Regions from separate parts of the Mus musculus genome. Here all the other regions are linked to region 6. The links are chromatin loops, found by intact Hi-C in ENCODE. Cell type or tissue: left cerebral cortex. All regions are shown on one strand. Region 1 overlaps Slc39a8 (solute carrier family 39 (metal ion transporter), member 8). Region 2 has its middle 5.5 kb from the start of Gm26107. Region 3 has its middle 30 kb from the start of Mir6380. Region 4 overlaps Ppp3ca (protein phosphatase 3, catalytic subunit, alpha isoform). Region 5 has its middle 83 kb from the start of Gm26107. Region 6 overlaps Emcn (endomucin). Region 7 has its middle 80 kb from the start of Gm567.

Evidence for each region. Hi-C counts contacts between places; a loop is a spot of excess contacts. Peaks named below come from ENCODE experiments on the same cell type or tissue, not always from the same donor. Only the 100,000 strongest peaks of a DNase experiment are listed, where the experiment ranks them.
Region 1: a loop joins it to region 6, with 9 times the contacts of the local background. A loop is called at or near these places in 19 of 42 quality-filtered maps.
Region 2: a loop joins it to region 6, with 2.6 times the contacts of the local background. A loop is called at or near these places in 2 of 42 quality-filtered maps.
Region 3: a loop joins it to region 6, with 3 times the contacts of the local background. A loop is called at or near these places in 13 of 42 quality-filtered maps.
Region 4: a loop joins it to region 6, with 3 times the contacts of the local background. A loop is called at or near these places in 2 of 42 quality-filtered maps.
Region 5: it touches region 6 in a loop (3-fold over the local background); 7 of 42 quality-filtered maps call a loop at or near these places.
Region 7: a loop joins it to region 6, with 7 times the contacts of the local background. A loop is called at or near these places in 3 of 42 quality-filtered maps.

What each region holds. Positions count from the first base shown.
Region 1 is chr3:135,884,298-135,888,297 of GRCm38, forward strand. It overlaps Slc39a8 (solute carrier family 39 (metal ion transporter), member 8), which reads left to right. Exons shown (of 9, transcript NM_001135149.1): 7 at 1-107; 8 at 305-489; 9 at 2,508-4,000. The coding sequence ends at 2,657. Among named protein-coding and RNA genes, the nearest start is that of Gm31243, 16 kb to the right of the region's middle. In left cerebral cortex, a CTCF peak has its summit at 2,465 (motif pointing right); DNase peaks (open chromatin) are centred at 2,474 and 3,481; H3K4me3 peaks cover 213 bases; H3K27ac peaks cover 235 bases.
Region 2 is chr3:137,060,404-137,064,403 of GRCm38, forward strand. No RefSeq gene overlaps it. Among named protein-coding and RNA genes, the nearest start is that of Gm26107, 5.5 kb to the right of the region's middle. In left cerebral cortex, no CTCF peak of the experiment used is centred here; a DNase peak (open chromatin) is centred at 1,855.
Region 3 is chr3:137,751,470-137,755,469 of GRCm38, forward strand. No RefSeq gene overlaps it. Among named protein-coding and RNA genes, the nearest start is that of Mir6380, 30 kb to the right of the region's middle. In left cerebral cortex, CTCF peaks have their summits at 1,047, 1,627 (motif pointing left) and 1,826; DNase peaks (open chromatin) are centred at 1,130 and 1,588; H3K4me3 peaks cover 732 bases; H3K27ac peaks cover 1,356 bases.
Region 4 is chr3:136,835,642-136,839,641 of GRCm38, forward strand. The region is part of intron 2 of Ppp3ca (protein phosphatase 3, catalytic subunit, alpha isoform); the gene reads left to right. Among named protein-coding and RNA genes, the nearest start is that of 1700006H20Rik, 120 kb to the right of the region's middle. In left cerebral cortex, a CTCF peak has its summit at 2,150 (motif pointing left); DNase peaks (open chromatin) are centred at 619, 1,056, 1,540 and 2,135; H3K27ac peaks cover 1,441 bases.
Region 5 is chr3:137,148,465-137,152,464 of GRCm38, forward strand. No RefSeq gene overlaps it. Among named protein-coding and RNA genes, the nearest start is that of Gm26107, 83 kb to the left of the region's middle. In left cerebral cortex, no CTCF peak of the experiment used is centred here; a DNase peak (open chromatin) is centred at 2,156.
Region 6 is chr3:137,416,531-137,420,530 of GRCm38, forward strand. It overlaps Emcn (endomucin), which reads left to right. Exons shown (of 12, transcript NM_001163522.1): 6 at 191-280; 7 at 516-569; 8 at 2,466-2,561. Among named protein-coding and RNA genes, the nearest start is that of Gm38650, 49 kb to the left of the region's middle. In left cerebral cortex, a CTCF peak has its summit at 2,292; DNase peaks (open chromatin) are centred at 285, 554 and 2,280; H3K27ac peaks cover 727 bases.
Region 7 is chr3:137,207,536-137,211,535 of GRCm38, forward strand. No RefSeq gene overlaps it. Among named protein-coding and RNA genes, the nearest start is that of Gm567, 80 kb to the right of the region's middle. In left cerebral cortex, no CTCF peak of the experiment used is centred here; a DNase peak (open chromatin) is centred at 2,045; H3K27ac peaks cover 1,040 bases.

The sequences.
Region 1 (4,000 bases), 1.5 Mb before region 6:
CAATTTCATCGACGGCTTGGCGATTGGGGCATCTTGTACTTTGTCTCTTCTTCAGGGGCTCAGTACGTCCATAGCGATCCTGTGTGAGGAGTTTCCTCATGAGTTAGGTGAGCACCTCAGGGCACAGGGCAAGGGGCGGTCGAATGTTAGACTGGGCAGACCCTAATCATACACGGAGATGAATGATCTGTTGTTGGAAGTTTTTTTTTTTTAATTATTATTATTATTATTATTATTATTATTATTATTATTATTATTCCAAAACAGAAGGAGGCACAACTCACTTGATATTCTCTTCTTCCAGGGGACTTTGTGATCTTGCTCAATGCAGGAATGAGCACCCGGCAAGCCTTGCTGTTCAACTTCCTCTCCGCGTGTTCCTGCTACGTGGGACTAGCTTTCGGCATTTTGGTGGGCAACAATTTTGCTCCCAATATTATATTTGCACTCGCTGGAGGCATGTTCCTCTACATTTCTCTGGCAGATATGGTAAGAGATTCAAGTATTTTATTTTGTGTTACTTTGATTTTTACAAATGAGAGCCTGGGTTTCGAGCTGAAGGGCAGCCTTCGGCCTCCCACTGGCTTCAAGGTCTTCAAGGCTGGGGATCCAGACCTTTTCTGGCCCAGCGTCTCTCGCTTTGTGAGTAACCTGTGCTAACAGTAGCTTGGAATGGCTGTCGTTGATTCTTTGATGACTGATCTTATGGATAAAGTAAGCACTTTTAATAGTGGGAGCTACTTTCTAAGGACTCCTTTTAATATGTGATGAATTAAACCCGTCTTCTCTTATAGTAGGCCTGACCCATCAGTTGCATAAGAATGTCACATTTAGAAGAATAAATAACTTGGTAGACGAAATACTTTTTTTATTCAAAGTGATTCACACTGAAAACTTTTGAAGTTAAGCTAAAATATTACACTAAATTAAGTAGAAATTAATATTGGACAATAAATATATATTTGAGTCAGTATTATTTATGTCTGTAGGTTGTGTGTGTGTGTGTGTGTGTGTGTGTGTGTGTGTGTAGAGAAAAATACCCTGTGTGTTTTCAAGCATACCTTGGACAGATTTCTAGAGAATGAAGTGTCAGAGTATAAAAAAGAGTATTTGGGTTATATTTAGAAATTAATGTATTACGTATAATTTAATAACATCTTTCCTTTGGATTACAAGCTCCAAACTGTAAGTGTCTGGCCCAGTTTGCTGTTCATCAAAGACCCTTAAAAAAGGCAGGATTTAGCTCTTAGACCCCCACAGTACTTACATTTTTCTGCCCAGAATTACCTTGCACATTGTCTTTATTCCAGATGGCCATTTCTTCCCATGACACAAAAAAGTTCTATCAAAGTTGGTACCTTTATGGAAGCGATACAGGTGATGTCCTATGTGACATAGTAGTTTCCTCATGTTAGAGATGTCACCAACTTTTTCCCTGTAAGAACTTCACGCCAGTTCTCTGACCTGCCTCTGGAGTCTGAAGATCCCTGGCATGGCTGCATCCAGGGTACCACAGCATTTATAACACATCATGCAATTTGTGTTTCTAAAACAGGACATACATGTCCCCTTGTGTAACCTTTGCAGTGGATGCTGTGGCTGAGAATGAACATTTATTTATTTACTAAAAACACCTAGGATTTTTATCTGTTTTCACTATAATGAAAGTATTATAATCTTCAACACTGGACCAATACACAATTTATTAAAAAATCTTGTCGCTCTGGGAGGAAAGAGCAAGCACAATGGAGAAACCAGAACAGTAAAGAAAGCTACTTCAAAGAACAGGTTCAGTCAGTTACACAAATGTTTTTCCCCTCCAGTCAGCCCGGAAAAATTATGAGATGGGCGGGGAAGCGGTTTCCATAAGTGTTTCTCTCCAGAGGAGCAAAGTCAGAATTTAAGCAAACAAAAATGTCACCATCTAACAAGAAAAAAACCCAACACTTCACCAACTCTGTGGTGGCACAAGGCAGGGTGATTATTAAGTCCAAGATCGTCATTAGTTACATAGTGACATAGTGACATAGTAGGGCAGCCTGGGCTAAGCAAGAAACAACAAAGTAAAACATGGCATACTTAAAAATACTATGAGATAAGAGGAACAATAGCATATCTAATGGGGATGAAGCAGAATATAGTATAGTATAGTATAGTATAGTATAGTATAGTAAGGGCTAACGGAAGTAAACAGAAATGCGTGCCTGAGGGTGAAACCCACCGGGTTGAATTCCTTAAAATTTGAGGTGTAGACAGCTGTATATGGGAAGAGAGTTGAGGAGAGAACGCATCAAGCCAGGTACATTCTATCTGGCTGTGTGACCTTTCGATAGTTTTACCGTGGATGCCGCAGAATACTAGGATTCCTCAATACCTGAAGCAAAACATTGATTGGTACGATCCAGTCCCAAATGAAAGAAATGCTCAGCTCCTGTGCAGAAACCCCAGACGAGCATTTCAGGATTCACCACAAGATGGCGACAGCCATTTAATAATGTGTCTTCTAGTTTCCAGAGATGAACGACATGCTGAGAGAAAAAGTAACTGGAAGACAAACGGATTTCACCTTCTTCATGATCCAGAATGCAGGGATGTTAACCGGCTTCACTGCCATCCTGCTCATCACCTTGTACGCAGGAGACATCGAATTGCAGTAGCCGGAAGTGGAGTATAACGTCAACGCGGGAAGGCATTTAATAACAACACAGAAACATCTCCATAGGGATTTTTGTTTTTTTAAAAGTATATCCTATTTAGTTAAAAGAGATTTTTTTTTTATTATTTTCAACTAAAGGCTAAGGAATCTAATGACTGGTTTCAGATATGTAGAATAGGTGAAATTTGTTGTTAAAATTTTTCCTTAAAAGGTTTTCGGTTTCAGACTGCAAAGGCTGGTGTATGGGGCCTTTGGTAAATACCTGGTTTTCAATATTTTATGCATATTAGAAAATTATCATGAAGCAAACACGTGCATTCACAAGCAGACATACAGATCCAGAGAAAAACACAATCTGGGTCATGTAAGGTTTCAGAACTTGCTTGGGTAAACAACAACAACAACAACAACAACAACAACAACAACAAAAACCTCAAGCGTTTTCAGAGTGGTTTTCTTCCAATTAATGTGTTTGACTGCTTTTAAAGGCAGGTGCATCAAATGAGGAAGAAAATCAAGACAGACAGCTCCAGTGCATGCAGGACCGATCCCAGTGCCTTAACGAACCCCAGAAAGATAGCGCACAGCGTTTGTTCAGCTTTATGTCTCAGTTGGCGACCTGTAGGATTGTTTTGAAAGCTAATACAAAGTAACATGAATTAGGAAAGGATGAAAGGCTTGCTAGCCCAGCAAGGCTTGGGCTCAGGGCTTGGTCCCTGAGTTATAAGCTTGAACACACCCTGCAGAAGACCAGAATTGCTTTGCTATGATTTATGCTGTGGTTCCAGCCAACAGAAATGCCTGAGGAGTATGCGAGACTGGTTAGAACTCAGTCTTGCCATGCTCTGGGATTGCTTTGTCATGGTGGAGAATATGTTGGGTGGGAGAGAGAAATTGAATGTAATTGTGAGCAATTTACTTTTTAAAAGATGAGCATAATTATTTAGCAGGGGGAATTTCAATAAATGCAAAAATCACAGCTGGGCTGGGCTGTGTCAGAGACTGATGGTGGAGGAGGCATGTGCTCATTAGGGGTGATTGACAGTCAGCAGAGACGGCTTCTTTTATGTGCAGTGTGCTTTGTTCCCATATGGTATACCGTTGGATGGAAAACCTCAGCATACTCTTTCTACCTTTCGTAAAACACACAGCTCACTGAGTGTTTGAGCACGTTGTAGACGATCAGTCTGAATTGAACATCCTAATTTCAATTCACACTCCCAAGTAACTTAAAAAAAAGATGATTTGACAGTGATGAGAATTAGTAATAGAAGCCAAGTTATCTCAGGAATTATGTTTTCCTATAAGCCCAAACACATTTTCATGTAATAACAGTGCAGATTT
Region 2 (4,000 bases), 360 kb before region 6:
ATGAAGTCTCTAAGGACCTGTATCCTAGAGCTCACCCATAGCAGGCCATTAAAAATAGTGGGCCATCTCCAAAAAAATTTACTTGCATGCCTTAGTCTTTCCTAGATGGCTTTTGACAAGAAAGCTTTTTAAAGACTAGGAAACATTTCAATTGTGTACAGATGTAGAAAGTGCAAGAAAGCAGGGACAGAGCCCAGGCTACAGAGAATGACATTGTTCAAATTAAACTTAAGTACATAATAAAATCAACATGGCTCTAGAGTAATGTTATTCATCCATGAGTAATATTTTTTTCTTTCTTTTGTATTTAGCTGTTCATCTCAGCAATTTGGGTACCTCTCTTCACAGTTAAGAGGGGCCTGTGTTATACTACAATCAGTTACCAACCTTTACTTCTCTTCAGTTTTTTGGAAGAAGGCTTATGTTAGATGCATAATTATTTGCCTCCATGCTTGATAGAAACTTCTAGATCTTCATACAGTAACCTCAAAACTGACTGAATATATGACTTTCTATATCAGTGACTCTCCACTTGTGGACTGCATCCTCTTTGGAGGTTGGACAACCTCTTTTTTTTTTTAAATTTATTACGTATTTTCCTCAATTACATTTCCAATGCTATCCCAAAAGTCCCCCATACCCTCCCCCCTACTTCCCTCCCCACCCATTCCCATTTTTTTTTTTTTTGGCCCTGGCGTTCCCCTGTACTGGGGCATATAAAGTTTGTGTGTCCAATGGGCCTCTCTTTCCAGTGATGGCCGACTAGGCCATCTTTTGATACATATGTATCTAGAGACAAGAGCTCAGGGGTACTGGTTAGTTCATAATGTTGTTGCACCTACAGGGTTGCAGATCTCTTTAGCTCCTTGGATACTTTCTCTAGCTCCTCCATTGGGGGCCCTGTGATCCATCCAATAGCTGACTGTGAGCATCCACTTATGTGTTTGCTAGGCCCCTGCCTAGTCTCACAAGAGACAGCTATATCTGGGTCTTGCTAGTGTATGTAATGGTGTCAGCGTTTGGATGCTGATTATGGGGTGGATCCTTAGATATGGCAGTCTCTAGATGGTCCATCCTTTTGTCACAGTTCCAAACTTTGTCTCTGTAACTCCTTCCATGGGTGTTTTGTTCCCAATTCTAAGAAGGGGCACAGTGTCCACACTTTGGACAACCTCTTTAAAGGAGTTGTGTATCAAATATCCTTCATATCAGATATTTACATCGACAGAAGAGTTAAAACTTTTTCCTCTAGTGCAGTGGTTCTTAATGTATCAGTTATGACATCCTCGGGGGTCACACATCAGATACCTTGCATGATGATGCATAGCAGTATCAAAATTACAGCTATGTGATAGCAACAAAAATAATTTTATGGTTGGGATAACCCTAACATGAGAAACTGTATTAAGGGTGGCAGAATTAGGAAGGTTGGGAACTGTTCTATTGGTCACAATATTTTCATATGAATTTACCAGGAAGTCAGGATTTTATTATTGGGTTAGAGGAAGAGATGAGTTCATGTGATTTTTCTCCCTGAAACAGTACTTTCTGGATTGATGAACCATAATGGCATCCTTATGAGGACTGGTTAGGGTAAGACTTCTGCTAACACTGAGACAGATGAAGCCTTCATGATCAAGGGTAAGCCTTTTACAAAATAAAATCAACGTCTCCCTGTGACTTGAGATGTTTATTAAAATTCCTCACTATGTCATGTCCCATTGCTTTAGGAACAGGTACAGCTGTGAGGATTGTTCACATTAAATTGGCTCCAGAACTCACCCAGGGAAGTAGATTTTCAGCTTCCCAGAGACTCACAGTTTGGAGTGGGATGTTGGCATGGATTTCTGGTTGAGCATCCTGCTCTTGCTCCTCTCCACCACCTGGACACACCATGATACCTCCTATGTGGGTTTTCTTTCACAGCCAGAAGTCTCCCTTTGCAGTTCCCGATTCTCTTACATCCCATCTGTAAGTGGAAAGAAACAAGTGTGGAAGAAGGCTCATTCATTAAATATAGCCATTTTTTTCTTTTTACTGTAACTCTGCCTACTTCACAAGAAAAGAAAAGAAAAGAAAAGAAAAGAAAAGAAAAGGAGAGGAGAGGAGAGGAGAGGAGAGGAGAGGAGAGGAGAGGAGAGGAGAGGAAAGGAAAGGAAAGGAAAGGAAAGGAAAGGAAAGGAAAGGAAAGGAAAGGAAAGGAAAGGAAAGGAAAGGAAAGGAAAGGAAAGGAGCAGAGAGGAGAGGAGAGGAGAGGAGAGGAGAGGGAGAGGAGAGGGAGAGGGAGAGGGAGAGGGGGAAGGAGAGGGGAAAGGAAAGGCAAAAGGAAAGAAGGCAAAAGGAAAGAAGGCAAAAGGCAAGGCAAAAGGCAAGGCAAGGCAACTCTGAACAGATGTAACCTGCTACGCAAACCCATTCAATCCAAATATTGCCCTAGACTCCTACTGTCTACTTAAGAACCGATTTAAGATTAACGTTATTCGGAAAATAATCTTCATATATCATTTTATGAATTATGAGAGAATTTTGTTGTTTAATAATTTCTTTCAATACTTTATTACATATATTTAAGATTTAGAACATGTTATTTTCATATGTACACTGTCCTCGTTTGCTTTCTGATGTTGGAATAAAACACTTATCAATGGAAGGAGTTACAGAGACAAAGTTTGGAGCTGAGATGAAAGGATGGACCATGTAGAGACTGCCATATCCAGGGATCCACCCCATAATCAGCATCCAAACGCTGACACCATTGCATACACTAGCAAGATTTTATCGAAAGGACCCAGATGTAGCTGTCTCTTGTGAGACTATGCCGGGAACTAGCAAACACAGAAGTGGATGCTCACAGTCAGCTAATGGATGGATCACAGGGCTCCCAGTGGAGGAGCTAGAGAAAGTACCCAAGGAGCTAAAGGGATCTGCAACCCTATAGGTGGAACAACATTATGAACTAACCAGTACCCCGGAGCTCTTGACTCTAGCTGCGTATGTATCAAAAGATGGCCTAGTCGGCCATCACTGGAAAGAGAGGCTCATTGGACACGCAAACTTTATATGCCCCAGTACAGGGGAAAGCCAGGGCCAAAAAGGGGGAGTGGGTGGGTAGGGGAGTAGGGGTGGGTGGGTATGGGGGACTTTTGGTATAGCATTGGAAATGTAAATGAGCTAAATACCTAATAAAAAATGGAAAAAAAACACTTATCAAAAGCAAGTTAGTGAGGAAAGGGCTTGGTTTGGCTTATGCGTTCTGATTATAGTCAACGACTATAATCTTTTCCTTTTTTCTTTCTTTTTTCTTTTTCTCTCATTTTTCTTTTGGTGGTTGTTGTTTTTATCACATCGATAGAAAGTAAACTGAGACAAGGTCCACTTAGAACTTACTTAGGGAAATGCATTTGTAATATCCCATTCAGACTTTGAAGGTTATTTTTCAGCAATGGTTCTGGATTAAAAACATCAATGCCATGGGCACATGAGTCATTGGAGAACTTTGGAAGGGACTGGAGGCCCAGGATTTGTTGGCCAATTACAGTATAGATCTCCCTGGGCCCTGGGAGGTCAGTGACAGTGTTGATGTTCTCACCTCTAATAAAGGCTTAGATTTTGCTAGAGCTGTCCTCAGGCTGTGTGGGGTCATGAGTAAAGTCTCTGGGTTCACTGATTTACAGGTTGGTAAAGGTCAGATGGATACATGAGGGATATAATGGATTGGCAAAAGCCAGCATGCTTCCCTTTAGTAGCTTTCTGTGAAATGAAAGTAGTAGGTTGGGAATGTGATCAAACTCTGATGGTGTACAAATACAAAGCAAAATTGATTTTTTTATTATCATAAAGAAGTTACAAGTTTTCAAATAAAATTTTGATTTCCATTTTCTGATTTTCATATATAATCTGGAGTAAAACAATGCTTTCCACAAATATTGACTAGACAGTTCTTATGCTCATTTTACAACATTTAAATTTTTTAAGTATGTTTTTATTAAAGCAGTCTATC
Region 3 (4,000 bases), 330 kb after region 6:
CACTGGGCTCGGCTCGCTGCACTGCGCCTCACTTTCTAGTTTGACTTTGAGGACTCTGACCAAATGGACTATTCATAGTTTTACATGAAGCTTTTCAAGAATGAAACAAAAATCCCTGAAGGTGAAGCAGCTCCTGTCAAAACAGCAAAAGAAAGCCTGAAGGAAAAAAAAACATGTATTAATGCCCCATAGGACATTAATGGCTCTCTGTCCGACTTCGGAGTCATGGCACCTTCATGAGGTGCTTTGGTCTGTGAAGTGCCTACAGTTTGATTTCTTGGTTTATGCTTTTAGTGCACGGACTTCATTTACTTATCTGGGATGTGGGCTTAAGCTGAAGAAGTCTGGGATGCAGGCAGTGGGCCCATCGCCGTTCTGAAAGCATCATTGAATTCTGACTCACCATTTATAGACACTGCCCTGGGCACTGTGTCACTCCCCTCACACCCCATGTCCCGGGTCACTATACCCCTTTTTGGTGCCTGCAATGTGATGACGAGCCATGTCATCAGATAAACTGCTCTCTTCTCTTCATTTACTTGATGTAAATACAGCCGGTGGATGTCACACCAATCAAACAACGCCCGCCCTTCGGCTAGCCAGTGCTTTTCTGCTACTTTGTTGTAAGCACATTGGACCCTCTGAGTCAGGCAAGATACATTGTAGACAACTGCTGGTTAACTCACATCTGAGTGGTTAAATTTAGACTTTATTCTACTGTCCTGAAAAGGGCTAGTTCCCCTTGGAATGTGGGTTTTGTTCCATTCTTGCCAAGTTTCCTGTAAAACTTTTTTTTTTGTTTTGGTTTTGATTTGTTGTTGTTGATGATGGGATGTTTTTGTTTGTTTGTTTGTTTGGGGGGTGTGTTTTTTGTTTTGGTTGGTTGGTTTTGGTTTTTCGAGACAGGGTTTTTCCTTATAGCCCTGGCTGTCCTGGAACTCACTCTGTAGACCAGGCTGACCTAGAACTCAGAAATTGGCCTGCCTCTGCCTCCCAAGAGAGAGGCAAGCCGCACAGGTAGCAGATCCCAGACTGTGGTTCTGGGACTGGCCAATGGAGGGCTCCACGGGCCAATTGCAAGCTGTCTGACTGAAGGCTCTGATCTCTCTCAATGTCTCTGCTAAACTGAGCATTTTTAACAACTTCGTACAGTCGCTGTGAAGCATACAGCGCATATTAGTATTTCACATGTGTTCCTTTCCTTCTCTTCTACCCCAGCCCCAACCCCCAAAATTAACGTTGCCAATTAAATTTGCCAAATAAGGCAAAGGCTACTGAGGTCGATTGCAGCTGCAAGATTAAGTCTCTCTGTCCCACCCAAGTGCTTAAGAAGTGTCCGGCACAATCCAAACTCCAAAGGATGTTAAATGCTGTTCCCCTGCCACCCACTCTAGCCGCCAGGGCCCCAATGCACATTAAAATAAGATTAGGGCAATGATTTAAGCTGAAAATTGGGCTGCCAGAGAAAGCACCGGCCTCACTCCTGGGGGATTAACTATACCTATGGGTACAGAGGCAGGCGCCTCCGGCTAGCTGACGTCAGCGCCCCCGGGTTGTTTTTGCCCCCCGCAGTGTGGGAAGGAATGGGAGTGGGGAGGATGCCGGAGTGCAGTGCCTCGCCAGCGCTAACATAGCCCACTGGCGCCCTCTCGTGGTACTCAGTCGAGTTGTTTCCTTTAAGAAAACAAAGCCAGGAGCCTCCGAATAGATAACTAATGGGACTTCCATACTTGTCCTCCTTCTCTTCCCAGGGTATGGAGAGTTTCCCAGCACGGTCACGGTCACAGAAAGCTGCTGATGAGAGAGTACTGGTACTGCTTTGTGGCAGACCTGAACAAACATCCAGTTTAGGAAGTGATAAGGACTTCAATATTTGGAGAGAGTTCTGGAATGTTCTTAGCAGTCTTCACAAAGAAAGCAGACTGCAGCAGAGGAGAGAGATTTAGACTGCCCTCCGTGAGCCAGCTTCTCATGGCGACAGCCTGGCTGACACTGCAAATGAGGCCCTGTGTTAGATCCACTCCACAGACTTAAGACAAGGCGTGGACCAGAGTCTCCAACAGCCTTGCTCAACAACAAAACAACAAACAGGAGGCAGTTACAGCTCCCGCCTTTCTACTTCCTGTGTCTATTTCACGAATCATGCCGAAAATAAGCAGTTAAGCTCTATCGTGCTGAGGAATAAATAATAAATGATTCTGACTCGACAGCAGGCAGATCTGGAGAGGAGAAATATTTTGTACACGCTGCCTTACTTCAGCAGGTGAGAGGAAGAAGACGCGTTCTGCAGACCTCCACCTGCCAATGAAGCACTGTGGTTCACAGGAGACAACATTCACTCACATCCCAACACAACCAGAAACATACACACACGTGTACACACACACATACATAGACACACAGTCATACACATCACACACACAGACACACACAGACACACACAAACATATACACACACATACACACATGCATAAACACACAGTTACACATACACACACAAACATATACACACACATACAAACATGCATAAACACACAGTTACACACATACACACAAACATATACACACACATACACACATGCATAAACACACAGTTACACATACACACACACCAGAAATGTAACTTGGTAATGTTTGATTAAGGAAACAGGAAGCCATTAGCTATCTCTGAACTCTGAGCTCCTGTTACAAACCACCACATCAACAAACTGAACGAGTATTTATTTGTTCACTTATTTATTTTGAAACATATTGGTTCCCTGAAGCCCAGTCTGGCCTTGAACTCCTGGTTGTCCTGCATCTGCCTTCTGAGTTCTGTGCATTCATACCTAAGCCACCACACATAACAGGTGTATATGTTTTGTCACAGAAAGCAGGGAGTTCAGTCCATCATCAACAGCCCCATCCTTCAACCAGTTATAGGCAGCCTCCTGCACTGGTTTGCCTTCTGTTGATATGATAAAACATCAAGCAAAAAAAACAAGTGGGGAAGGAAAGTTTTACCTTACCACTTATAGCTCACCATGAAGGAAACTCAGGGTAGAAACTAAGGACGACCCACGAAGACAAAGGGAGCAGAAGAGCAATCGGGGCCTGGATGGCTGTGAACTTCTGGGACTTAGCTTCAGAGAGATAGCTCATCGTATTGCTACAGGGGTGAATTATATAAGAGTTCTGAGGGTTGCCTACAGGAAGAGCTGATTGGTCACAAAACAGCACCGAATTATCATCTGGACAAGAAGAAGAGCCAAGACTCGTGTACTGAATCACAAATCACCTGCAGGAGACTCTCGGCAAGGTCGTCTCAGAATAAGACATCTGAGCTGAGAGATGCTCTCCCATTAAGGCTGGGCAGAAAAGAGGAAATCCCACTGAGAAAGGGTGTCCTCCATGTGCTGACCTTGGAGAGCTCTCTGGACATGATGGACTGAGACCTTAATAAAAGGGTCCTCCAGCAATAGTCCAACACCTCAGTTTCATGTTTCTAATCTCCCAAGACTAAAGGAGATGATTACTGGAGGGGGATAGTAGGGAGGGTGGTATTTGCTTGCTTTGAGACAGGGACTCACTCTGTAACCCTGGATGGCCTGAAACTTGCTATGGTAGACCAAGCTGGCCTTGAGTTATTGAAGATCTGCCTGCCTACTTCTGCCTCCTGAGTGTGGGGATTGAAAGTGTGCAGTATTCCTGTTGCTTTTAAGACACTCACTCTGTGGCTAACTTTAAAGGCAATCCTAGGAAATTCATCAAAAGACGTGCAACACAAAACATGTCACAAGTGGCCATATGTGAAACACAGCAGAAGATGATAATTTTGGATGCAGCCATGAGGAAAGATGTCTTTGAGCATGTGACATTGTAGCCGGTGGTATCTGGAAACATCCAGGAAATGGTAGGAGGAAGGTCAGCGGAAATAAGACCTAGAATCAACCAGAAAAGCATTATTTTGGGACTACGGCTCTTTTGACTTTAGGATCCTTAGAGTTATCTCAAAGTGTGT
Region 4 (4,000 bases), 580 kb before region 6:
TACATACATGTCATAAGTTTTAAAACCAAGTTTGTTGTAACACGTTTATTTTTCTTTTCTTTTCTTTTCTTTTCTTTTTTTTTTTTTTTTTTTTTAATATGTGGCCATGAGTGTTAGCCAGCGATTGTATTGAAGAGCAGCAGACAAGGCTGTGCATATAGGCATGTCTGTTCTTGCATTGGAAATGGCCCGTGTTGGTAAGCTGGCCGTGGTAAATACCAGCAGGAAGTGAACCTCAGAACACACTACTTCCCAAGACTGTAGTCCTGAGAGTTGTTTGTCTTGAGGCCAGTCTCTGTTAACTGAAGCCCACCAGGTCATCGAAAACTCCTTAATCCCAGCAAGATAAGCCCCAGTGCTTCCAGGGGCGCAGATGCCGGGGCGGGCGGGCGAGTGTTAATAGGAGCTGTCGTTGAGTTTTCTAATTGGAAGCCCTAATTAAGTTCTGCCTTGATCTCTATCTGCTGCTGTCTTGACATCCTCTCTGTTGACCTGGTTCTTTGTTCAGCGACTTTTTTTCACAGCTAAACAAACACATGCCAGGGATTGCCTGCAACTTTATATTCTGCGTGCCCAAGAAACAAGTCTGCTTTGCTGGTCATATGTCTTTAGAAGTCTTGAGCCACACATGTGCTGTTGAAATGACTGTTGTGAAAAACATAAAAGCCCACATTAGTTGAGTTTCTACTGGTAGCTGAGCCCCTACCAAGGATGCTCCTTTATCTGGGACAATCGCATGCTTTGTTTAGGTTCTGTGTTGAGAAAAGTCCAGACTCTTTCTTCGAAGACTATCTGCCCGGTGCAGACTCATGCACGGGGGACCTGCATATACACGTCTGGCCAGTGGCCTGCATCAGACTCTCCAGTAGCGTCTCTCTACCCTTTGGATTGGGATTTAACCAAGTGTGGCTTAGTAAGACAGGGAGGGCAAGCTGTCCCCTCCAAGCCCCTCCGTGGCCTCTTCCAGAGGACCTGCTATTCTTCCTCTCTGGCAACCGCTTTGTGACTTTAAGCTCTTCTTTAACACTGATGCATCTCCTTCAGCCTTTGAGTCTCAACGTGAATGTCATTCCTGCGGGGGTGTCCCTGCTTATTCACAGAAATAATGCAATCTGCTGCCTCCGTGATTTTCCTTGTCTTGAGATTAGTGCGTTTAAATCCACCCCTAATCAAGCTTTTCCTTGGCCTGTATTATCTGTGTTCCTTTCCGGACTTTTTTTTTTTTTTAAACATTATTTTTATTTTTATACTTGCCTGGCCATATCTCTGTCTCCATTGTGTAACACTGCTCCTGCCTCACAGGCGGTTATCTTAAGTATTTGCTGATTGGTGGATTCACTGATAAAAAAGAAAAAGTTGAGCAAGGACCTGGGTGAACTTCCGGATGAAGAAACCTGTTCCTCCTCACGTTAACCCTTGTGTGGTGATGTTGCACTTCATCTTACTTTGTAGTTGTTGCCTAATTAACTGTGGATTAACAATGGCCTGCTTTCTTCCTTTAAAGTCAGCAATCACCTTGTGGTATTCTGCAATGCTAGTGAGAAACGAATGTTTTCATTTAGTGCCTTCTTAACCAGAAGGTGAACAGTTGGACTGAGTCAGAACCCGCAGTTTCTAAAGACAGTCCATAAGAAAAGAAAATGATTCTTCCAGTATCCAATTAATTCTAGCTTAATTACTCAGAGAGAGTGTTCTTCAAGCTTCCCAGTTACTGTCTTCCCACCCGTGAGGCAGGAACAGTTATACATGGGTGGGCAGGGGAGAGAGAGAGAGAGAGAGAGAGAGAGAGAGAGAGAGAGAGAGAGAGAGAGAGAGAGAGACAGACAGAGACAGAGACAGACAGAGAGAGAGACAGAGAGAGGCAGAGAGAGACAGAGAGACAGAGAGAGACAGAGACAGAGACAGAGACAGAGACAGAGAGACAGGCCAGGCAAGCATAAAAATAAAAGTAATGCTGAAAAAAGGCCAGAAAGGAACACAGATAATACAGGCCAAGGAATGCTTGATTAGGGGTGGATTTAAATGCAGGTGGCTGAAGACCTAAGAACACTGGCTGCTTTTCCAAAGTATCTGGGTTCCATTCCCAACACTCTCTGCGTGGCCCATAGCTGTCTATAAGTCCAGTTCTGGGGAATCCACTGCCCTCTTCTGGTAACTGTGGGCACTGCAGGCATGTCATACACAGATACTCACGTAGGCAAGCACCCCTACACACCAGTAAAAAGAAAAAAAAAATCTTTTAAGAAGTCACAGTTGTGAATTTCCTCTCTAGACCCAGGAACCTGCCCATCCGTTACTGTATGCTGGGTCAGTGCAGGATATGTATTTTTCACATATGTAATAAAAAAATTAGGATGATACCCAGTTATTAAAATAGTTTATTTTGGTGTGTGTATGCGGGGGGGGGGGGGGGGCACTGTCCAAGGCAGCCATAGAAAGTTTTCACATCCACTGGAGCTTAAGATTTACAGAAGGTAAATCCTTCATCCCTGCTGGAACCAAACTCCAGCAGCAGCAGCAGCAGCAGCAGACTTAACATGTGTTATTGAGCACTTACCCGTTTCTCCAGAGCCAAAGATGCATTGTGTATCTGTTTATGGATTCACTGGGGCACATATTTGACAGGCATTTTCAGGTTCTATATTCCTGGTGATTGTTCTCTGGGTACCACTCTTCTCTGTCTCCTGAAAGGAGTTCTTTCTGGACTTGATTTTCAGTGCACTGGAATATTTGAAAGCAAGCGGAGAAATCAGGATACTCTGGCTTATCGAAGAGTTGGGAATAATCTGTATTTTTTTGATATGAAAATGAGTTTTTCTCTATGGAAATGTGAATGTTTTGAATTTCATCATAATACAATTTGAAATAGATGACCATTGGTCATCACAAACATTTTATTAAAATCCCAAATAGTCCATGACCATGGTCGGGATCATGTAGCAGTGTCAAGAGTTAGTAGCAGTAAAAGCCATGTCTAGCCAGGCACATAATCACATGGAATCACATGGAATCTTGTTCCTATAATCACAGCACTTGGGAAGCTGAGGCAGGAAGATCTTAGTGAGTTCCAGACTGACCTGAGCTACATGCTGAAGTACAGGCTTGGTATCTGGTTTAGTTTTAAGTAACTCTTTTAGAATTTAATGTTTTATTTTATTTGTTTTATAATTATTTTATAATTGTAGTGTTTCCCCAAAGAAACAGTTCTAAAATATATCAATTTCTGAAAACTGTTAGTTTTTAAACAGAATAGGAAACCTCTCCAAGAGACAAAATCTCATAACTCTGTCTTTGATGTTAATGCATCCCACCAGCAAACACTCCAAGAAACCATGTAAACGTTCACTGGCCTGCCCTCCTTCTCCTCACTGCTTTCTTCCTTACTTCCTTTCTTTTATTAAAAACAAGGTGTGACTCTATATCCCAGAGTGGCCTTAACCCAAATCCTTCCGCCCCAACCACCCAAGTGCTGGGGATTTTAGAGTGTGCCGTAGAGCCAACTGAAATATATGAACACATTGTTTTCATAACATATAGTTCTCCTGGTTTGGAATCTGGTGCTAGGATATCCTGAGACCTTTGCCAGCTTCTTCCCTTTTAAAGAAATATTCAGTGTTTAAGATAGTGGCATCTTGGAGAGAACTTTCCCTACTGGCTTCTTCCCTGCTGTTTTCTGCGCATGATGGGACAGTGGCCATTAGACAGGCCACGCTTGCCCAGGCAGCAGACTCCTTCCTGCCCATTCGTCTGCTCCCTGGTTACTGTGTGTACTCGTTCATCACAAAGTCTGCTAACTGAGTTAGCAAGAGATTACTGTCCCTAAAGAGTCTTGTATTTGTAACTTTCAGAAATAAAGTGTGGTAGTGTTTACTCACATATCTGTATTCCTGTATCTAGAAGGAAAAATTACCCTTCATCATCAACACCTTGAATAAGTTAATAGACAGCTTAACTAGAGATATTTATGTGGAACATCTGTATTAGAGAGCTGTAAATTTCA
Region 5 (4,000 bases), 270 kb before region 6:
GTCTGAAAGTCCCCATTTGTAAGACTGCAAATAGTCACAGTGTCTTTAGGACATAAACTTAAGATGGTAAAAGTGGTGAGTGCTAGATTCCAGACTGGAACACAGAATATCTACTGAAGGCAGATAGACTTCAGAGTACACTCATAACTAGACATTGATTCTAACTCAGGAGATCATGAACAGTTAAAGATGGGCTTTCAGTTAACATTACCTGATCCATTAACAGCATTCAGAGATCATCATCTCAGATACATACCATCAGTGCTGGGGTCTGCTGAACCCAGACAGTGTACAGGCAGGATGAAGAGCCTTTGTTCAGTGCCTATGTTTTCTCACAGGCGGTCTGCTGCGTGTATCTAACACTGCCAAGTGATTGGGGGGTAGGAGGGAACACAAAGACATAGTTTCAATAAGAACATTTCCTTTTATCCAATCATTCACATACTTTAAAAAACTTACCAGTAAGAACTAGTCTGGGTACTGGACAGACAAGACTGGTCAAGACACCATGCACACTCACCAGGAAGCCTGAAGGAAGAACAAGAAATTTAATAATGAGCTGAAAAGACAATCTGTACCCTAAAGAAATAGTTTAATATTGTTATTATTATTATTATTATCATTATTATTATTATTAGAAAGAAAAGTTTCAGGGGCTGTGACGTTTGAACTGAAGTGTGGAAAATTAGGACAGGGTGGGGTGGCGTGTCAAATTCTCCAGCCTGGTCATGTTTGACATTTTGCACTTGGGTCATTTTTTACTATAGAGAACCAGACTGCCTCCCCCAACCCCAACCCTGGAGATATTTAACATCAGCCTTGTCTCAATGCAGTATATCACTACTTTCCCCAGGCTATCACAGTTACAAACATCTTGAGATGTGCCAAATGTATCTTAAGGGATCAAAGTAGCCCCAAGCTAAGTACTGCTTGGCTTCACAGGAAAGTGGTGAGCGCTGAAGAAAAGAAGAGGGAGGGAGAGAATCACATAGAAGAGGGCCCGCTGGGGGCTGGGTGATGGCTCAGTAGGTAACATATTCACAACACAAGGGGATTACCTAAGTTTGTAGTCACAGTAGCTGTTGAAAGCTGTGCATGGCCATGAACACCTATCACCCCAGAGCTGGGGAGGCAGAGAAAGGACAATCATGGGCTTAACTGACCACCCAGTGCAGCCAATCATGGAACTCCATATTCAGTGATAAACCCTGTCTCAGAGGTATGTAAATAAGTAAATAAACAAACAGACAGGGTAGAGAAAGACACCTGACCTTTTGCCTACACACGCGCGCGCGCACACACACACACACACACACACACACACACACATCCTCTATACAGTCCTGGCTGGCCTAGAACTTAGAACTTGTGATTCTCTTGTCTCTCTCTGTTTTAAGTGCTAGGATTACAGCCATGAACTACCACAGCAGATTCATTGTCGACTCACTTTTATGACTAAATATCCATAGGAGATTTTGAATTGTTATGTTGCTGCCTTCAGTCACCATTCAGAAGCATGGACAGTAGTATTTTTTCTTCCTGTGAAACACAATAACCCAGATTGCTAGACATATCTTAAAAGTGGCTGGTAAGTTCTAATAATGTCATGAACACTTACCTACTGAATAACACCAGATAATGTTCTATCCTTCAAGACTTGTCTGCATAAGAAATGTTTGGGTCATAATGTATAGGGTTTTTACAACTGTATTACTGTCTATATTTGGAAGAGCTAAGTCATAATTTTGACTTTCAGTTAATTGAGATTTTTATACACACAGCATCATAACCCTTTAATAACTGACAAACTCAGAATGCAGATAATATTTTTGGCAATCCAGAATTCTTCTCAATAAAGTGCAAGAAAGCAAATGGTATTCTTCAAGTAGGGAATACTATTTGGCTCAAGACTGTGTACATACACATTTCATCTGAGCTCACATCTTTCCGCCTCTCTTCAGACAGGAAACCACTTAGGATCCTTTTTAAAGGACCTCTGAGTGTCGATGGGTCAAGAGAGCCAGTGATGTAAAAAAAAAGAGACAAGGGCTGAGGGACGGCTGTGCTCCAAAGGCCTGGGAAGAAAGCTTATCGTGTTGCCCGCTCTGGCTATGACACATCCCAACTCCTGGGAGGAAATCAAGAGCGGAAACTGGGCAACCATGGAGATGAGTCACGAGCAAGGAGACTGTGAGCGTTATGAAGCCGACAGCTGCAGAACAATGGAAGCTGCGAGGCTATTTTTGTTTGGCTTCAACAATTAATTGAACCTGGTGGAGCTGACAGTGTGCCTTCTCTCGATCTTCCCTTACTAAAAGTGGAACGTTTCCATGCCAAAAACTAGCATCTCCTTCCTGTTGGAGATTGATTAAAACGCCACTGTGCTCTTTCATGTGTTTACCTCTAGAAGGAGCTTATTACAAGACAAAAAGTATCCAAACGTTGAAAAAAAGAAACGGCCATTGTGTTACTGGGTTTCTAAGGCTGAACTGAGAACTCAGATATAGGTGGACCTCTCTCCTACCAGTAAGTATGGCAAAGAATAGCCAGAGGCCTTCAGAAGCAGATGGCTTGCATAGTTACAGTTATGGATTTCTTTTTCTTTTTCTTTTTTTTTTTTTAATTTTCAATTACATTTCCACGGGGGGGGGGGGGGAGGAATAAGAATTCAGTCAAGAAAAATGTAGCTATCCCTAAAAATTTCTCACTGTTCACCAAAGTGCCCCAAGTCGAGACAGGTATAAATTTAACATTACCATATCAGAAAACAAAATTTGAGGCAGAATTCGGAAACTTGTGTGAAAATGATTGTCAATGTACTGATCCTAGGATATCATGAGCATTTGTTAATATCTTCCCAATCAACATTGCTTCTTTGGAGCCTATGATTATCCGACCATAAAGAGGTTGAATAGTTTTCCTACGTTAGAAACATCCCTTAGGTTGTAGAATGGAGAGCAGATATGGAGAGAGTAGGAGATGAATGGGATTGGGGTAGATAATGTAAAATTCACTACTACTACTACTACTACTACTACTACTACTACAAATGAAATATCACTTTGGCTGGAAGTTCCAAGATCTGAAAGGAGGTTTTAACCCAAGTGGCCGCATGAATCATAAAGTGGTCACAGGATTGGCTTCAATGAGCAATGACTAACAATTCTGGGAGCAATGTGGGTCTAATCAGATACCTCATCTTAAAGGAGCTGGGTCAGAATTCCAGAAGGGCAGAGACAACTGGGAATGTCTCCAGGACTTGAGCAGGCTTCATGGCATGTTAATGGGAGAAAAAGATGAACCATTTAAAGTAAGTGTTAATACAATTAAATTACTGGAGGTAGAGGAGTCTGCAGGGAAAAACCAAACTGGAGAGGAAATAGGGAGGAAAAATCACCACAAATTCCTCTCACTCTTGCACATCCTCAGAGGCAGCTCTAGCTTCTCATCTCCAAAGTGTGATTACATTGTTCTAGTCTTTTTCCCCCCAAATGCACCCATGTAAACACAAAAATCAAGATGTTCTTGATGGCCACAAGCTGCTGTGGGACCTCAGTGTTCATTCTATTTCTTCCTAATGAAGTCTTTTTCCTCTTCTTCTTCAGGGCATAAAATATTGTATCTGTTAAATACGACCTGATGTTGTAGGACATGATTTATGCAGTTTCTTCCATCATTACCTTTGAGTAAAACATCAAAAAAGTATTTTAAAGGAGCCTTGGCAATGTTGTGCAAGGGTTTGCCTATATGCATGAAGCCCGAGATTTGATTCTCAGCATCACATGGATACTGAGACAGAGGTCAGTCTGGACTATGTGAGACCCTGTAGCAACAAGAAAACAGATGTCAACCAACCAAACAGAAAAAAAAATTGAAATTAATTAGAAACTCATTTCTGTGAAAGGTCACATGCTGCCAAGCCTGACTTAGCATCCTCTATCCTATATATGCCCTGGATTGAGCACCATTCTACAATTTGGCTCTTTTGTTGCTATTTTCT
Region 6 (4,000 bases):
GATAATGCAGTACTGATATCCAGTTCATGTGATGCCAAAGTCTGTCATGGTTCCAGGAGAAATGATTCTCTTATACAGAAATAAAGTGTTTTCCCAGATCTTTAAAAATGCAGACTGTCTAAAGCTACGAAGAAATCCAATATGAAGACTCAATACCTAAACTGAGCCTGGCTTTGTGATTTTCCTATAGTTACTACTCAACTACTGGATGCCTTGCCGAAAATCACTGCAACATCCTCTGCATCTCTAACAACTGCACACACCATGTCACTGCTTCAAGGTATGATTTCTGTGTATCTAAATGGAAAGTTCTTCTACATTACTGTTCTTTGTGAAATAAGCACAATCCATCTTCATTTGTGAAACATACTCTTGCAGGGTGAGGAAAAAATTTGCATTTGCAACATCATAACTATAAATCATGAATATTTCCTTAAATGGGAGTAGAGGGAGAGTTATGTGGATTAACGTATCTATCAAAGGTGACTGAGTTGTTTTCTTTCTCAAAATAACAGATACTGAGGATAGGAAGATTGCAACCACTCCATCAACCACCCCCTCCTATTCCAGTGAGTAACATGTGTATCTCCGTTCATGGAAGTAGACGTGCAGAGTATGCAAATGACAACAGTGGAGGGATGGAGCTGCGGATAACCTGTTTTCAATGTTACTCAGCATGTAACTCCATTATAACCCAAACTACAGCCTGATTGAAGAATTCTTCATAAGCCTGATCTTAGTTACCACACCATGGCCATTTTCTTTCTCTTTTTTCTTTTGTTTTTCTTTTCCACTTTTGTCCTACAGTAAGAAATTACCAGAAAAGACAAAAATATAGCTTAATGGAAGTGTATTCAGCTAAGGCAAAATCTCCAATCTCCACACTAGTAACGTTTTATTTAAATCACCATGCCAAATGCCTTCAACATATTCATCATTTGTCAATTAAATATTCTTAAAGCAAATAACTTATTAAAAATGCCTTTTTAACCTTGATGGAGTTTTATCTTATTGATTGTAATTAATTTTATTTTAACATAAACATATATAAGCAATATAACACCTTACAGATGTGCTAAGATTGACTAAAGAATATTCAAATAGTTATAGTTTCCTTAGTAATTAATTAACAGCGAAGTGAATGTATGTGGAGCTGGAATTCCATGTGATTATTTTTGTTTCAGTAAAACCATTTCATTGAATGATATATCACAGAAAGAACTGACTCGTTGATTAATGCCATTTTTATTTTGAAATACTAATAATGTCACACAAAATCCATCTTAAAGTGTGCTTAACCATTGACTCTTTCTTTGTCTTGTTTCTTTTTTCCTTGTTTAAAAGTTGGTTATTTTATTTATTAACATTTCAAATGTTATCTCCCTTCCCTTCCTGGTTTCCCCTCCACAAACCCCCATCCATCCTCCTTACCCACTGCTTCTATAAGGTGTTCCTCCACCCACCCACCCACTCCCACCTCACCACCCTAGCATTCCACTGAGCTGGGGCATGGAGCCTTCACAGGACCAAGGACCTCTCCTCCCATTGATGCCAAATAAGGCCATCCTTTGCTATATATGCAGCTGGAGCCATGGGTCCCTCCATGTATACTCTTTGGTTGGTGGTTTAGTTCCTGGGAGCTCTGGGGGGTCTGGGTGTTGATGTTGTTCTTCCTATGGTGATAATGAAGTGTAACCTACCCTAACAATAAGTTGAAATATCATTGCCCCTTGATAAATAGGTAAGAGGCAAGAATGCAAGTAGATGGGATACCTGACTAATTCCCCACACACTGATCCTTTGCTACAATCACTAAACTTTTACCCTTGCAAACGACTATCACTGTAAACTCAAAGCAAAACAAAAACAAAACAAAACAAAAACTCTCTTGTTAATGAAAACAGGGAAACCTTCCTCTAATTCACAACAGCAACACACCCTTAAAACACATGGACATGTGTGCATACCTAACTATTTTGAGCTATGTTGTTAGACTTTCTAAAATGCTATTTGATTCATCTATTTATGTTTTTTCACAATTTTCTATTTTTAAGGCAACATGTTGAAAAGATATTCACAAGTCTCAGCCTTAGAATTAGAACCATCCAGTAATCTGCATCTTTTTTTCAAGTAATTTTATTATAAAATACAAAAATATATATAATAAAGAGAACAGTTGCCTCTAGTCTCCTCTTTCCTTATTCCCCAAGCCTCCAGGAAGAAGGAAAGCCATCTCTCTGAGGTTTGGTAGTTTGTTTAAGAAAGGTTACAAGGGTGACATCAAGTGGATATGTCAGAAATGACAAGCAGAGCAAACCCATAAATCAGATTCATCATTGCCTGAAATATACTAGTGGTTTGATAGGATGTTGTTTCAAGGGGAAAGCACACGTGTCCTATCTGGTGTGGTCTCTTTGTATGGAATCAGCACTACTCGAGCTAACAATGTGCCCAATACTTTTCAGGTATCATTTTGCCTGTGGTTATCGCGCTGGTTGTTATAACACTCTTGGTATTTACTCTGGTGGGTTTGTATCGAATATGCTGGAAGAGAGACCCAGGTAAGGACTGGCCTTTTGTTTCATTTCATTTTTTCCCCCAAAAGTAGAATGGGTGGTTGCTTAGTGCGACTGTGACCTTCAACTGTCAGAAGGAGAAGTGTTATAGTGAAGACAGACAAAGAACGGGGGACCAGGTGGAGAAAGTCTCTCCACACTGTTGGCAGAAGCAGTGTTTAAGGTTTGTTAGTAGAGCAAATATAGATAAGCAATTCATGCTAGCGAAACACCTCCAATGGTGAAGATAGTCATAGGTACATGCTTCAAATGCCGGGTACAATAGGATGCATGGTCAGAGCAAGCAAAGGTGTATGGAAATTTAGCTTAGAAGTCCGTCATCTCAAGAATCAGGCTTCGGGACCCCTTCCTGTCCTTAAGAGGCTCAGTGTCTTTCCAACATAGCTATCTTCCATGGCAGTGTTCTGTACTTTATCCTTTCTTTAAATAAACTTTCTATTCTAGAGTAGATCAAATTATTATTTTAAAGCGAATAAGTTATAAAGATAAGATATTTCCTCATATTCCTTATCTATCATCCCCATCAACATCACCACCATTATCATCTACTACAACAATAACGACAGCATCATGTTCTCATAATCAGCTTAGCTTAGGACAGTAGATTTGTTGGAGCAAAAGAACCAATGTTAATGAATTATTCTAAACAAAATTCTCTATTTTATTCATATTCCTTCTTTCTTTCTTTCTTTCTTTAGTTGTTTCTCAAGTCCAAGGGTTATGCTGTCTTTTGACTTGATGCTTTGGCCACGCCTGCCTCTGCTTGCTTAGCTCTGCCATGTTACTCCAGTTCATCTGCCCATTTCCAGACCTCTGCCCTGGACTTGCTGTGAAGTTCAAGTCTTCATACATTTATCCATACTTGTCCTTTTCCTGGAACATCAACCCCACCCACCCCTTGGCTTTTAGAACACATTTGCAACTTACCCTATAGGATTCCACCTACAATAATCTATTGTACCTTTTGATGACACAGCACTTCATTAAGCAGAACACATCATACTTTTAACCTTTTTTGGTTGACAAAATTGGGTGACAGCTTCATGGTGCAGTAGAATTTTTACTCTGTTCTGTGCCTGCTTTGCCTGGAAGCCCATCAATCATTGTCCCGGGTTAAACCACAAAAACTTCACCTTGCCTTTTGCTAGATATATAGCAGTAGACTTTATTCTGTTTTAAAATGGCCATATTCCCTTAATTTTCATTCTATTTCACTAACAAAATTCTACCTGAGCCTCTTAAGCTAGTAAGAAGGTAAAAGGTGTTTATTTTTATACAGCGTATAAGCTGCACTCTTACTTTCTTACCCCAGGACACTAATGAATGTGGTTTAGGCCAGCCACTGACTGTGCATCTCACAGACAGGATTGTGGCAGCAAAAGAGAAGTTAAAGGAGCAACACAGAGGCATTCATTCAAGCTCTG
Region 7 (4,000 bases), 210 kb before region 6:
CTGTCTGGTGAGTTCAAGCATCTACAGCCCCTGCATCCGTCTATCATGGACTGGTTTGGAAATTACAAATATTTCTCTCTCTCTCTCTCTCTCTCTCTCTCTCTCTCTCTCTCTCTCTCTCTCTCTCTCTCTCTGTCTCCCTTTCTCTCTCTCAAGTTGATATTTACAAGTTTTCTCCTCCTCCTTCTCTTCCTTCTTCTCTTCTTCTTCCTCCTCCTTCTCCTTTTCCTCCTCCTTCTTTTTTATTACTTTTATTATTTTATAGTCCAGTCATTAACCCTCTACTAGTCCACCTTCACACAGTTCCTCACCCCATTCCTCCTCATTCTTGTCTCCATGAGGATGTGCCCACCCACCCCCACTTCTGCCAGGCCTCCCCATTCCCTGGGACCTCAAGTTTCTCAAGGATTAAGCATACCTTCTCCCACTGAGGCCAGACCAGGCCACCCTCTGCTATCTATCTATCTATCTATCTATCTATCTATCTATCTATCTATCTATCTATCTATCTATCTATCTGTCTGTCTGTCTGTCTGTCTGTCTGTCTGTCTGTCTGTCTATCTATCTATCCATCCATCCATCCATCCATCCATCTATCTACCTACCTACCTACCTATATGTCAGGGTCCTTATATCAGCTAGTGTATGCTGCTTGGCTGGTGTCTCGGTGTCTGAGAGATTTCAGGTGTCTGGGTTAGTTGATACTGCTGGTCTTCCTATAGGATTGCTGTCCTTCACAGCTTCTTCCAGCCTTTCCCTAATTCAATCACAGGGATCCCCAACTTCAATCCATTGTTTGGGTCTATGTATCTGTCTGTGTCTGTCTCAGTCAGTTGGGCCTCTTGGAGAGTAGCCATGATAGGCTCCTGTCTGTAAGCATACCATAGCATCAGTAAATAGTGTCAGGCCTTAGAGCCTCTCCTTGAGATGGATCTCAAGTTGGGTTGGTTATTGGACCGCCTTTCCCTCAGTCTCTTCTCCGTTTTTGTTCCTGCAATTCTTTTAGAGAGGAACAATTCTAGGTCAAAGTTTTTGACTAGGGGAGGGCAACCCTATCTATCCACTTGATGTCCTGTCTTTCTACTGGAGGAAGAATCTACATCGAAGGTCCTTCCTTTTGAGTCCTGAGAGTCTTTCACCTCCCAGGATTCTGGAACTGTCTAGAGGGATAATGTTTTTCAGTAAGCAGATGAATCCATAAAAACAAAATGAAGAGCAATGGTATATATTATTATTTATTTACTGTTGTCTTACTCATCTCTAATTATGAGGAAGGTGGGTGTTGCATTTTTTGTGTTTACCATTATTCCATTCATGTCTAGTTAGCAGATCTGGCTCAAGTCAGTTATGAGTTATGATAGACTGAAAAATTGAACAGATGCCCCTTTGGATGAGATTTTAGTTTAGTGGGAAAGGTGGTCACTATACAAACATGAGGATAAACTCAATGTCTAGAATTCATCTTTAAAAAAAAAAAAAGCTGGGTACTATGAAAGTGCTCATAATCCCAGCTGCCCCAGTGATGCATATGCATTCAATTCCCCAGGGCTCAATGGCCAGCCCACCTATTCTATAAGAACAATTCCAGGTTAGCCAAAGACAAGGTGAATAACACCTGAGAAATATTTGAAGGTGTCTGTCCTCTGAATTCTACATGAACATACACATGCAACTACATACTTCCATACCATGTACTACTCACCAAAGTAACACATTTTTTTAAAGAAGTATTTTTAGAGCTAGTACAAGTAGATTCCCTATATTGGGTCTTCCTATTTGTAGTGGCTAATGGATGAACATAACCTCGGTGGATATTTGTTAACATTTGAATTTGTAGCCAGCCTTTCTACTCGGTAGTGATCCTCGTTCAACCATAAACACAGAAGTCAAGCTAGGGAATGAAATTCATCTTTGCCAATCTTTTCTCTAAGAACTTAGCCTTGTTGCTGTTATACCTGATATAGCCTTTCTCCTCCATGATTCGTGATCTAGCTTCCTACCCATAGTAGTCAAAGTTCTCATCACTTAAAAACAGAAACTGACTCAGATTAACTTAAACAGAAAAAAAGGATATTTTAGGAGGTGTCAGGTTATAGAAGTTATGAGATTATGGAGAAGAAAATTTGTACCTTAGTCCAAAGAACTGAAGCCCCAGTAAAAACACTCTTGTGGGGACTCTGCTTTGGATACCACTGATAGAGGCATGGCCTGCACCATGTGCCAATCATCTCCTAGTGTTCTCTTTGAATCTTCACTCCATCTCAGTGGTCTGAGTGAATTCATGTACTTTGCTCTTTGAGAGTCACATGCCAAAGCTTGTGTTTGCCAAAGCAAGGTAATTCCCAGTTCTAGACAATGCAATCAGTAAGGGTCAGATCACCAGTGTTTCTGGAATCCTGAGTGTTTATGTCTCCCCAAAACTCATATATGAAAGCTTCTATTTGTCAATGTGCTTCCAAGATGTGGCCATAATGGTGAGGGCTTCGCTGATGGGATTAGGGCATCTAAAAAACAGGCCTTGCTACTTCCATATGAAGAAAGGGCATTATCAACTCTGAACCAGAAAGATGACTCACTGGGCTTCAGGTCCACAAATGTTCTGATACTGAACTTCCCAAACCTACTAGTTCTTGTTGTTTATAAGAAACTTAGCTTAGGGTGTTTTGTTATTTCAGTCTACATGCACTAATACACCTAAAATTTATAATAGTTTCAAAGAAAGATTTTTCTAGAGTGCATCAAGTTTGTAGCAGACACCTCAACCTGGAATGTCTTTTCTTTTCCTCTCCCTTTCAAGGAAGCTGGAGTTTGGTCCTTTGGTTCACATAACACTCATAGAGATCTGGTCCTGATCTAACTTAGCAGGGAGGAGAAATCTGGAGTACCCTAAGGAGATCATTGTTTCAACCTTCCATTTCCAGCCCTGAGGAAGTGGAGTCTATAAACAAATTAAGGGACCTAAAACGAAGAGCCAGCTACCTGCTCCAGGTTTTTCAAACACTGCCAGAGTGATGAAACCATCCTTTGTTTAATCACCAATCTCTGCATTGAATGTTCTGTCATGACTTTTGAAATGCTTTTTTGTTCTTCAAAAGAATAGAGCATAAATATAACCAGCGCAATTATTAATTATAATTTATATTTGAAGAGGGTAATTAAATTAAGAGGAAAAGGGCTTTCGTTATTTGAATGCACATATATTGTTAAGCAAATGCTCTTTGACAGCACTTAGCTTTAATTTTTATTGCTTGTCCATCTTTCTCAGGACTGTGAGTTCTGTATCAACACTGGCAGCATGTCCTTTTCAGTATTTTTTTTCCAGCATCAGACACAGTACCTAGCACAAATAAGGTCAATCTTATGCAGCTAGATACATACATATATGCAGTGTGTGTGTGTGTGTGTGTGTGTGTGTGTGTGTGTGTGTGTGTGTGTGTTTGTGTGTGTGTGTGTTTGTGTGTGTGTGTGTATGTGTGTTTGTGTGTATATTCCAATTCAGAAGACTGCATAGTATACAATAAGTACTTAATAAAATTAGTTACAAGGTGTCTAGGAATGTAAATCAAACTAACTACATAAATGAAACAACTAAAAAGTTTATTTCATTCTCTAAAGAGCTGTAGGAAACTTTACACACTCGTGGTAGGTACAATTTTCTTCACAAGCCTTGCATGAATGAGGCAGAAACCATGTGCAGTACCCATCATTTTATAAGAATTTTCTTGGGCAGGCTGGTCACACAATGATCCCAGGACATGTTCTTCTTAGACCTGAATTAATTTGATTGCATCTCATTGGTGAGATAGACAGCTGACAGTCACCTATTGTGAGAAATGAAGTAGCAAAGAGTAGGTCTGCTTGTGTGGAGTTTTGATGTGTGAGGGCCGTCAGTACCTGCAGGAAAGAGCTCCTTGGAATTTCTTCTGGAATTTCATATTTCCATCTGGTTTGTTGCTTATTTGGAGGCCAAAATACTTCATTTTCTTCTTTCCCAAAGCTG